Linked DNA regions of Homo sapiens: region 1 is linked to region 2. The links are chromatin loops, found by intact Hi-C in ENCODE. Cell type or tissue: heart left ventricle. All regions are shown on one strand.

Region 1 (5,000 bases), 49 kb after region 2:
ACAGGCTCCCGTTATGCGAGGCACATCCTGCACGTACCCAGCCCAGTAGAGGGGTGTTAAGAGTCCTGCCAGGCCCTGGTACTGTGGCTGCAGCCGTACCACGCTCCCCTCCCAGCGGCTCCCCCGTGAGGCCTCACTCTGAGGGAAGGCGCACTGAGAACCCATGGCATGGTCCTATTTATTTTCAGACATTCTCGCTTCACAGAAAGAAACAGGGTGAGGGGCTCAAGAGAGAGGCTGCCCAAGGGAGAAGCACGGGAACGCTGAACTGGCCGAGGGGCTTGTCCTCATCCTCAGGGGTAGGGGGAAGCCCCCATCTGCCAGTCTGGCTGGAAGGGAATAGATATAGAGCAGAGGCCCTGAGTGGAAGGTGACAGTTAACCAAACAGCCAAGGCCAAGGAGAGGAGGGGCCCTAAGGCTTAGAGAGGCCCTGAGGACCAACCTTGCTCTGCCATCTGACCTTGCCCTTGTAGGCCTCCTCTGAACTCCCAAAATGTGACCTATGCCATCACCGAGGCCGCAGGAACAAGAGGTGGGTGTCCATGACATTGGTACCTGTCATCCCTGTGTGCAGCAGGTGTGCCCCACCCTGGAGGCAGCAGAAGAAGGTATGTGAGTCATTGTGGGCTAGGAAGGTGGCTATGTCCAGGCCCTCAGCTGCAGCCTGGCTGGCAAGCTCAGGTGTGACCCAGGCCCCAGCAGCCTCTGTGGGCCCATCCTGCCCATCGGTGCCACCGCTCAAAAACAGCACATCTATCGGCCCCAGCGGCCACCTTCTCAACTCTGCTCCAACACGCAGGGCCAGTTCCTGGTTCCGGCCACCCCTGCCCGAGCCCTGCAGCTGTACTGTGGGCTCGCCACCAGCCAGCAGGCAGACTGGGCCCCTTCCCCATGCCATGGTCTCCAGAGCCTCCTCCAGCTGCAGGTCTGGGATCTGAAGCTCAGCTGCCAGCTCATGGAGCTGTGCATCTTCCTCCACAGAAGCCCCAGCCATGGATGGGGTGAGGCGGGTTCTAGCCACATGGGCCAGCAGCCCGTAGAACTGGGCCATACTTTTTACATCACCTTGCATGGCTGCACTCAGCACCACAGCCTGGTAGCCCAGTGCCTCGGCCTGCCGCTGGGCCTCAGCTAGCGCCAGCACATTAGAGCCAATGATCACATTCAGGACATGGCCACAGGTGTGTGGCCCATGGGGGTCAGAGTCGGCCCGAGACAGCACAGTCTTCACAGAACGTGGCAGGGCTGCACGGAGGCCGTAGCGATTGAGGATATGCAGGCAATCTTGCACATTGTGGGAACTGGCCACGGTGGGGCCACTGGCAATCACCTCCACAGGGTCCCCCACCACATCTGACAGGATGAGGCTCACCACCTGGGGAAGGGCCACCAGACAAGGCTCAGGCCCACTTCCTCCTCCCCTCAGAGCCCATAAGGACAAACTGCCCCTAGGGTATCCACACACCCTCCCCCAACTCAGTGCATTTCCTTACCCATGGTTAACTCCTCTCACGTGGGCTTGCAAAACACCTGGTCATGCAGGCACCTCCTCCCCGTCTCTGGCACCCCTCCCATGATGTCACCCAGCCGGCCCCATGGTCTTTCACACCATGCCCCTGCCAATCTATATGCTGTTCTAGCTTTCACATCCCTGGCACATGTGGGCCTGGCTCCACCAACCCAAGGTTGCCTGGGGAAGAAGGGACTCATACCTGGGCAGGGTAGGCGGCCTGAGCCAGCCCCCCACCCTTGAGCTGGGACAGGGCCTTCCGAATGGTGTTCAACTCCTGGATGGTGGCTCCACGGGCTGCCAGCAGTCTAGTGAGTGTCTGCTTCTCCTCCAGTGTGACAGGTGGGATGGGGGCAGGCAGCAGAGCTGAACCCCCACCTCTCAAGACAATGAGGGTATCAGGTAGAGGGGCTATCCCAACCCAGGGAACCAGGCAAGCAGGGGTGACAAGCCCACATTAGAAAAAGGGGGCTGGAAAGGTGGGGTTAGGGTGCCCCCCTGTGGATATGCAATATGTGTACAGTCACCACATCCTGGCCACCTGAGGTTGCCCCTGCCTTGGGGTACCCCAGGTCCCAGTAGGCACCGGAAGAACTAACTACTCCTTAAGAGACTAGAACAGGAGGCAGGGCAGGGGGCACACAATGGAAGATCAAGGAGAGGACTCCATGAGGTCTGAGGGCCTAGCCCCAGGTGACATTAGTACAGACAGCAGCAATAGCAGTGACATTTTCCAAGGACTCTACGGATGTGTCAGGCCCTGCATTATGTGCTCCCCATGCACCCTCTCACTGTCACCGAAAAGGTCAGCTCAGGGGGAGGACTCCACAGCTCAGGGGAGGCCAGACGACTAGCCCAAGGCAACCCAGGAGTCACCATCCAGGCTCCTCACCACCTCCCTTGCTCCTAACTTTACCCTGTGACCCCGGGGGCTCAGACCTGATCTCTCGAAGACCTGAGAGATCAGGTGGTGCACCCCCCACCAACAGTCTTGGGCCAATGTGGTACCACACCTGAGATCAGCACGAGCAGCAGGTCATCAGCTGTGAGTCCCTCAGCCAGTTGCTGGATGGCCAGTGCAGCCCGCAGCGCATCGCGGTCCGGGAGGTTGTCCTCCGCACCCTCGAATACCTGGACACGGCTATGTGGCTTCAGCAGCATCTCCCTGGGGAGGGAAAGGTCAGCACGCAAGAGATGGGGTGGACTCCTCTCCTCCCACCTGATCTCTCAACTTTACAGGTGATGGGGGCATGAACGAAGATGCCCACTGACATGCATCCTGGGGCCAGGCCAGATCCAGGAGAAATGGGAAGCGGGTGGGGAGGGGAGGCCCGATTCAGCCTGTGTCTGGGCCCAGGTTTCCCTCCAGATAGATAGAGGGAGGCAGGCCCCCATGGCTCCTTACTGCTTGCCGGCACGCTCCATGGCAGCACGGATCCCCTTGGGAACGCTGATCACGCCCTGCACAAGATGCTGGCCCAGTAGTTCCTCAGCTGCAGCTGCCATACCCAGCACAGCCTTGCCAAAGCCCACCAGGTAGAGGTTTTGCCTCAGCTGAAAGTTCCGGTCCCGCACCTTCAGCTGTCTGCCACCAGGGTCCAAGGATAGTGCCCGGTGCAGCATGGGGCCCGGCAGCACTGCACCTACAGCACTCTCAAACAGCTGCCTGGCCTGCTCTGCCAAGGCCATGCTGCTGGCCAGACGGGCCACTGAGCCCCGCCAGAGGAGTGGATGCAAGGGGGCTCGGGCCAAGCGGGGCAGGACCTGCAGGGCTGCAGCCATGCCCCACTGCTCTCAGCACTGCCTGGCACCCATGGCTGCCTAGAGGGAAAAAGCACAACTGAGGCCCTTGCAAGGCAAAAGACAGGAGGTCCCCCACGGCCGCCCCTCTGAGGGCTCAGGGCCAGTGGACCCCACAGCTGCTGCTACAAGAAGGAGCCATCTGATAGCCCCAGGAGACTTCCTGAAGCCTGCAGCTGCAGGATCTTACTCGTCCTTGGAGACCAGCCCTGCCACCCAGCCACGTCCTCCTCTTCTGCAGACCACATGCCGGCCCTCTGGATACTCTGCCTCAAGTCCAAAGTTCCTATTAGCTGGGCCCTCCTCCCAGGTCACCCCTTTGGCTGGGAGTTAATCATTGACAGAGGGAGTAATTTCTACCAGTGGGCTCCCATCCCACCCCTTTTCCACCCCCTGCACTTCTGCGCTGTTACCCTGGGGCAACGCCCCTTTCTGGCACTCCTTCCTTGCCTCTTTACCACCTCTGCTGCCAGGAAGCTGTTGATTGTCCCACCAACTGACCCTGAGCCCATTGACCTCCAGTCTTCTCTATTTCATTATCTCATGAGACTGGGATTAGGAGCCTGGGAAGTCAGGGTCTATAGGAGGCTGCAGGTTTATCAGGTCAAACCCAGAACACATCCTCAGGGCAAGCAATCTGAGGAATCTCAGTATGCAGGACCAGTTCAGCAAGAGGTTTAGGTTCAAATCAGGAGTGAGGGCAAAGTCTGGCTCATGGTGGAACCTTAGAAAAGTCCCCAGGCACCATGTGAGGCCATGTGCCATGAAGCCCAATTGCAGGACAGAAAAGGATGCCCTTCTACCCACACAGTTGGCCAGACCCAACCCTGCCAAGAACACGCCTTCTGGTTCCAAGATAACAAAAACAAGTCCTAGGTCACACCACCCACAGTGGTGAGAGCCCAAGGGCTGAAGTAGGCAAAGGCCAGGCTCCCATAACTGAGCCCATAGCCATTTTCCCCACTGGGCAGAGTAAAAGCTAAAGAAGCCTTGGGGCGAAGGTCAGGAAGCTGTAGAGGGGTATAGGAACAACAAAGACCCAAACAGCTCATCTGTACTACATATGTACTATTGCATCTACTTTAATAAATGCCTACCATAAATGTTGCAAGCTGACTTCATCAGCAAGTATGGACTGAGCAGGGTAAGGAGGCTGGGAATTGAGGTTCCAGCTCTACTATAGGCTTTCTGAGTGGCTGGGACACCTCCATTTCTCTCACTGGGCCTCATCCGCAAAATGAGACATGGGGTGAGATTAACACTACGCTCTTCCCTTAACAACCTCAGGCTCTCTGATACTGTCCACTGCAACACAGATCTCAAACACCGGTTTACCCCACACCCAAATATGGTGGTTACTTCTAGACTTTGACCATTTTGCTTGCCTAGTTCTCAGCTCTCCGGTAAGAAAAGACAGCCATGCCTGACTTCTGTTGTGAAAGGGAACACAGAGGGCATCGTCATGGGGATTCCGAAAATGGGTCCAGTTTTGGCCAGGGGGACCCCTGGAGCTTGCCCATTGGACTTGGAGCTAAAAGCATCTTAGCAACTAAGACAGCCGGTCTTTATAGCCTGGATGAAATTTGTATCTATTTCCCAGATGGACAAGAGCCTAGAAGATCCCAGCCTTGCCACTGGGTATGAGCACAGGACAGGGGGACGCTCAATGCTAAGGCTGCCAGAGAAAAT
Region 2 (5,000 bases):
TCAGCTACTATTCTGGTTCAAGCCACCATCATGATCTCTGGCCCTGATTATGGCATTAGTCTCCTCATTGATCTCCCTGCTTCCACTCTTGCCCCCTTACAACTCATTCTCTACTTGAGTTGGAAAAAATATATTTTAAACATGTAAACGATCAAGCCACTCCTCTGCTCACCACCACCCATGGCCTGCACAGACTGTCGGCCTGTGGCCGCGTCTCTGCCCCTGCATGTGGTCCAGCCTCCCAGACCAACATCTCTCTCTGCATCCCAACCACAGTAACCCTGCCCTGCTCCTCAAGTACCACAAACTTGTCCCTACCTCAGCCTCTGCACTGCTGCTCCTTCTGCCAGAATCCTCTTCTTCCCTTACTTTAGACCTCAACTCAAATGTTATCACCACTGTGAGAAAGGCTTTCCCTGACCGCCTAATATAAAGAAGCCCTTCTGAGACATCTCTATTCCCTTCTCTCGCTTGGTCTTCACAGCACTTATCAGAACCCTAAAAACCCAGATTTTTCATTGTCTGTCTTTCTGGCCAGGCTGAGAGTCCCCAGGGTGCAGGCTCTTTGTTGGAAATGTTCACTCCTCTGTACCCAGTGTCTGGCACAAGATGGGTACTTCCACACATGGCTGCTTGCTGGCCTGACATCCACTCCCTCCCTTCTTCCTCAGTTTTGTTCCAGAATTCCATCCTTCCTCACTTGACTCAGGGGAAGATGACTACAGCCCCAGCTACAGGGGTACATCTCAGCTAGTCCAAGCCAGTCGTGGTGGAGCTTGCCCCAACTGCAGTTGGTTTAGGTGTGGGAACACGTCCCAGTTATGATCAACCACTGATGCAGATATATAAAAGTCAAGCCCTTTGCAGTGAGCTAAGATTGCTCCACTGCACTCTAGCCTGGGGGACAGAGCAAGACCCTGTCTCAAAAAAAAAAAAAAAAAAAAAAAAGTCAAAGTCAAGCCCTCTTGTTCTGGCTCCCTCCAGGACAAATACGGTGGTGCCATGCTTGCTCTAGAGTTTCCCACAGGATCAGGCTGAGACTAGACTTCTAAAACCATATTTTACCAGCTGCTTCTTCTATTATACCCTGCTTCCTTCACTTCCTTATAGATTTCTCCTGAGAGGATTTCATAAATCGCTTGCACAAGAGTCCCCACATCAGGGTCTGCTTCTACGGAACCCAATCTAAGACAACCTTTGTTGTGGTCATGAAACTGCTGCTGCCATCTCGCCTGAAGATGAAGCCAGCATACACTGCAGACAGGGCCCTGATGCACCAACCCTGGGGCGTCCTGCATTGGTTTTCCTGCTACAGGTACAGGAATGCACTTCCCTGCTGTCTAAGACAATCTGAGACCAGCATCTTTGATACTTAAAGCCAAAAACATTATAAATTGAATAAAATTCAAGAAACAGACTTCTGGACAGCCAAGGTAAGGTGGCTATATCGATTCAAATTTCCCAACACATCCTAGGAAGGAAGGAAGGAAGGAAGGAAGGGAGGGAGGAAGGAAGGAAGGAAGAAAAAACTAACACTACCAAAACCCACACCTTTAGCACAACTAGAATCAGCAGAATGCCTAGACTTCAAATTATCTGTAAATTAAAAAAAAAAAATCTATCTCCAGTGAGCTGTCTCTCACACTCTTGCTGCAAGTTTTCACAGAGAACAAGGGCAGTCTAAGAAAAACTGCAGAAAAGGGAAATAGTGGTAACCCTAAGATAGATCTAAAATCCTACCAGAGGCCGGGCACAGTGGCTCATGCCTGTAATCCCAGCACTTTGGGAGGCCGAGGTGGGTGGATCACCTGAGGTCAGGAGTTCAAGACCAGCCTGGCCAACATGGTGAAGCCCCGTCTCTACTAAAAATACAAAAATTAGCTAGGCGTGGTGGTAACCACCTGTAGTCCCAGCTACTCGGGAGGCTGAGGCAGGAGAATCATTTCAACACAGAGGGCAGAGGTTGCAGTAAGCTGAGATCACACCACTGCTCTCCAGACTGAGTGACAGAGCAAGACTTCATCTCAAAAAATAAATATAAATAAATAAATAAATAAATAAATAAATAAAATCCTACCAGAAAGAGAAAGTAACCCAGGCTGGGCGCAGTGGCTAATGCCTATAATCCCAGAACTTTGGGAGGCCAATGTGGGTGGATGAATTGAGCCCAGGAATTCGAGACCAGCCTGGGCAACAAAGTGAGACCCCCATCTCTACAAAAAATAAAAAAATAGCGGGTGTGGTGGCACATGCCTGTAGTCCCAGCTACCAGGGAGGCTGAGGCAGGAGGATTACTTGAGCCCAAGAGTTTGAGGCTGCAGTTAGCTGTGATTATGCCACGGCACTCCAGCCTGGGTGAAAGTGAGACCGTATCTCAAAAAAAGAGAAAGTAACCCTAACTGTAAAAATACTGAAAAAAAGCCCTGGTAAATCAGAGCACTTACTACAAGGAAGGGACTTAAGGGCATGCAATTCAAAGGCAGTGTTCTTTGAAAGGCATATGACTTATGGGACAGGAGGCAGAAGGAAAGGGGTCATTTGTAGACTGGAGGATAAGGGAAAAGAAGCAAAAGTGAAATGTTGAGTTCTGCAAGATAAGAGGACAAAAACCTTGGAGGACCCACATCCCTCTCCCCAGCACGTGTGTACACACACACACACACACACACACACAGACACACACACAGAGCACATTCTAAAAACAAACAAACAAAAAAAACTAATGTGCAATACTGACAGAAGAGGGCGCCCTTGAACTAGAAAGCTTGCAAATCACTCCAAATCCTGAAATGAATAGGTGAACACCGTCTACATTTGCTTCTATAAGAAAAAGAGAGCATCTTTTAGCTTTGTTTGCACATTTGAGAAGACAAGAGCATCTTAACTGATAAAATTCCCATCACCCCTAAAAAAATAAACAAGTACCAAGCAGAAGAAAACTGTAACACAATACTTCAGCTAAATAGCCTTAAACGAGTGTTTGGGCATCTGAAAAACCACCTTGAATCAGAAATTCAAAAATAAAACATATAAATGGACAAATGTCGGTAAGAAAAGAGACTTAATTAAGCTCAAGGAAAAAATGGAAAATAAAAGTATCACGGGGAGGAAGCTGAAATTACAAGGTGACCGAGAGAAAACAGAGTCAAATCAAAGCATAATGAAGTAAATTGAAGAAAGGCAGGATATAACCAAGAGAATAAAAATGAGAGAAAATAAAGGAAGTAAAAGAAAGAAAATAAAATTTTAAAAAATAAAATTAGAAAAAACTAAAAAGGGTCGGAAACTGGTTGAATTAAAAGATACGCAAAGCAGCAGCAATATATAAAAAGATACATAGATACATAGAGATATAGATACATAATGGAATCCTTGATGAAGAAAAACAAAAGAATGGAACAGAACCAAGATTTAAAACTATAATTCAAGGGAATTTTTTTTTTTTTAGACGGAGTCTGGCTCTGTCACCCAGGCTGGAGTGCAGTGGCACAAACTCAGCTAACTGCAAGCTCTGCCTCCTAGGTTCAAGCAATTCTCCTGCCTCAGCCTCCCAAGTAGCTGGGATTACAGGCACCTGCCACCACATCTGGCTTTTTTTTTTTTTTTTGTATTTTTAGTAGAGATGGGGTTTCACCATGTTGACCAGGCTGGTCTCAAACTCCTGACCTCAGGCGATCCACCCACCTCAGCCTCCCAAAGTGCTGGGATTACAGGCGTGAACCACCATGCCCGGCCAACCTCAGACTTCTTAAAAGCATCACACAGGCAAGGCAACCAAAGTGGAGAATTTTTAAAAAACTCATAGAATAAAAGTTGTGAACTAAGAATTTTATATCTGGTCAAGCTGTCCTTCACGTTTTAAACGTGTGAGAACTCAAGGAACTCTATACCCTTGAGCTCTTCATGAGGAATCTACTAGAAAAGGAACTTTATACAACCAAGAGATGACGGGAGACTTCAGAAAAAATATTGATACGTTTAATAGAGTTTATTGTAAGTTGAAGACTAAAAGGTGGAGATGAGTGTGGAGGAATAGTAATAATATTTTAACAGTTAAAATATTAAGTAGAGGCTGGGCACAGTGGCTCATGCCTGTAATCCCAGCACTTCGGGTGGCCGAGGTGGGTGAATCATTTGAGGTCAGGAGTTCGAAAACAGCCTGGCCAACATGATGAAATCCCTTCTTTACTAAAAATACAAAAAATAGCCAGGCATGGTGGTAGGCGCCTGTAATCCCAGCTACTCAGGAGGCTGAGGCAGGAGAATAGCTTGAGCCCGGGAGGCAGAGGTTGCAGTGAGCAGAGATCGCACCATTGCACTCCAGCCTGGGTGACAAAACAAGACTCCATCTCGAAAATAAATAAATAAATTAATTAATTAAGTAGAGCTGAGCATGGTGACTCACTCCTATAATGCCAGCACTTTGGGAGGCTGAGGTGAGCAGATTGCTTGAGCCCAAATGTTTGAGACCAGGCTGGGCAACATAGGGACACCCTGTCTCTAAAAAAATACAAAAATTAACCAAGCGTGGTAGCTCACACCTGTGGTCCCAGCTACTCAGGAGGCTGAAGTATGAGGATAGCTTGAGCCCAGAAGGTCAAGGCTGAAGTGAGCTATGATTGTTGTGCTACTGCACTGTGGCGTGGGTGACAGAGCAAGACCCTGTCTCAAAACAAAACAAAACAAACAACAACAATGAAACAGGACAGATACTAAAGGGTTAAGTAGGAAAGCAGGGGATAATGGAGACTATAAAAGAAACCACTAAAATAACGGTACAGACCTTCCTAAATGCCAAAAGGAATTTTTAAAATAGAAGAACTAAGAAAACATATAATGTAGAGAAAGAAACATAGCATTATATTACAATACACATAATGATTATAATATGAAGCAATATGACTGAGTTGAGGTCAAACCTATTAGCCATACCAATAAATGTGAATGGGCTTATTACAAGAAAAAGGTTTTAAATTTGGCTCACAAATAAAACCCAAACT

The links. A loop is a pair of places that touch in the nucleus more often than their neighbours do. Peaks named below come from ENCODE experiments on the same cell type or tissue, not always from the same donor. Only the 100,000 strongest peaks of a DNase experiment are listed, where the experiment ranks them.
Region 1: it touches region 2 in a loop (7-fold over the local background); 81 of 110 quality-filtered maps call a loop at or near these places.

What each region holds. Positions count from the first base shown.
Region 1 is chr3:52,288,636-52,293,635 of GRCh38, reverse strand. It overlaps GLYCTK (glycerate kinase), which reads right to left. Exons shown (of 5, transcript NM_145262.4): 2 at 2,917-3,332; 3 at 2,525-2,676; 4 at 1,714-1,889; 5 at 1-1,376. The coding sequence starts at 3,293. The coding sequence ends at 510. It overlaps GLYCTK-AS1 (GLYCTK antisense RNA 1), which reads left to right and starts at 3,903. Exons shown (of 1, transcript NR_046719.1): 1 at 3,903-5,000. RefSeq lists enhancers at 2,737-3,237, 4,977-5,000. In heart left ventricle, a CTCF peak has its summit at 2,009 (motif pointing left); a DNase peak (open chromatin) is centred at 3,297; H3K4me3 peaks cover 234 bases.
Region 2 is chr3:52,337,479-52,342,478 of GRCh38, reverse strand. All of the region lies in intron 8 of DNAH1 (dynein axonemal heavy chain 1), which reads right to left. Among named protein-coding and RNA genes, the nearest start is that of DNAH1, 24 kb to the right of the region's middle. In heart left ventricle, a CTCF peak has its summit at 2,741 (motif pointing right); no DNase peak of the experiment used is centred here.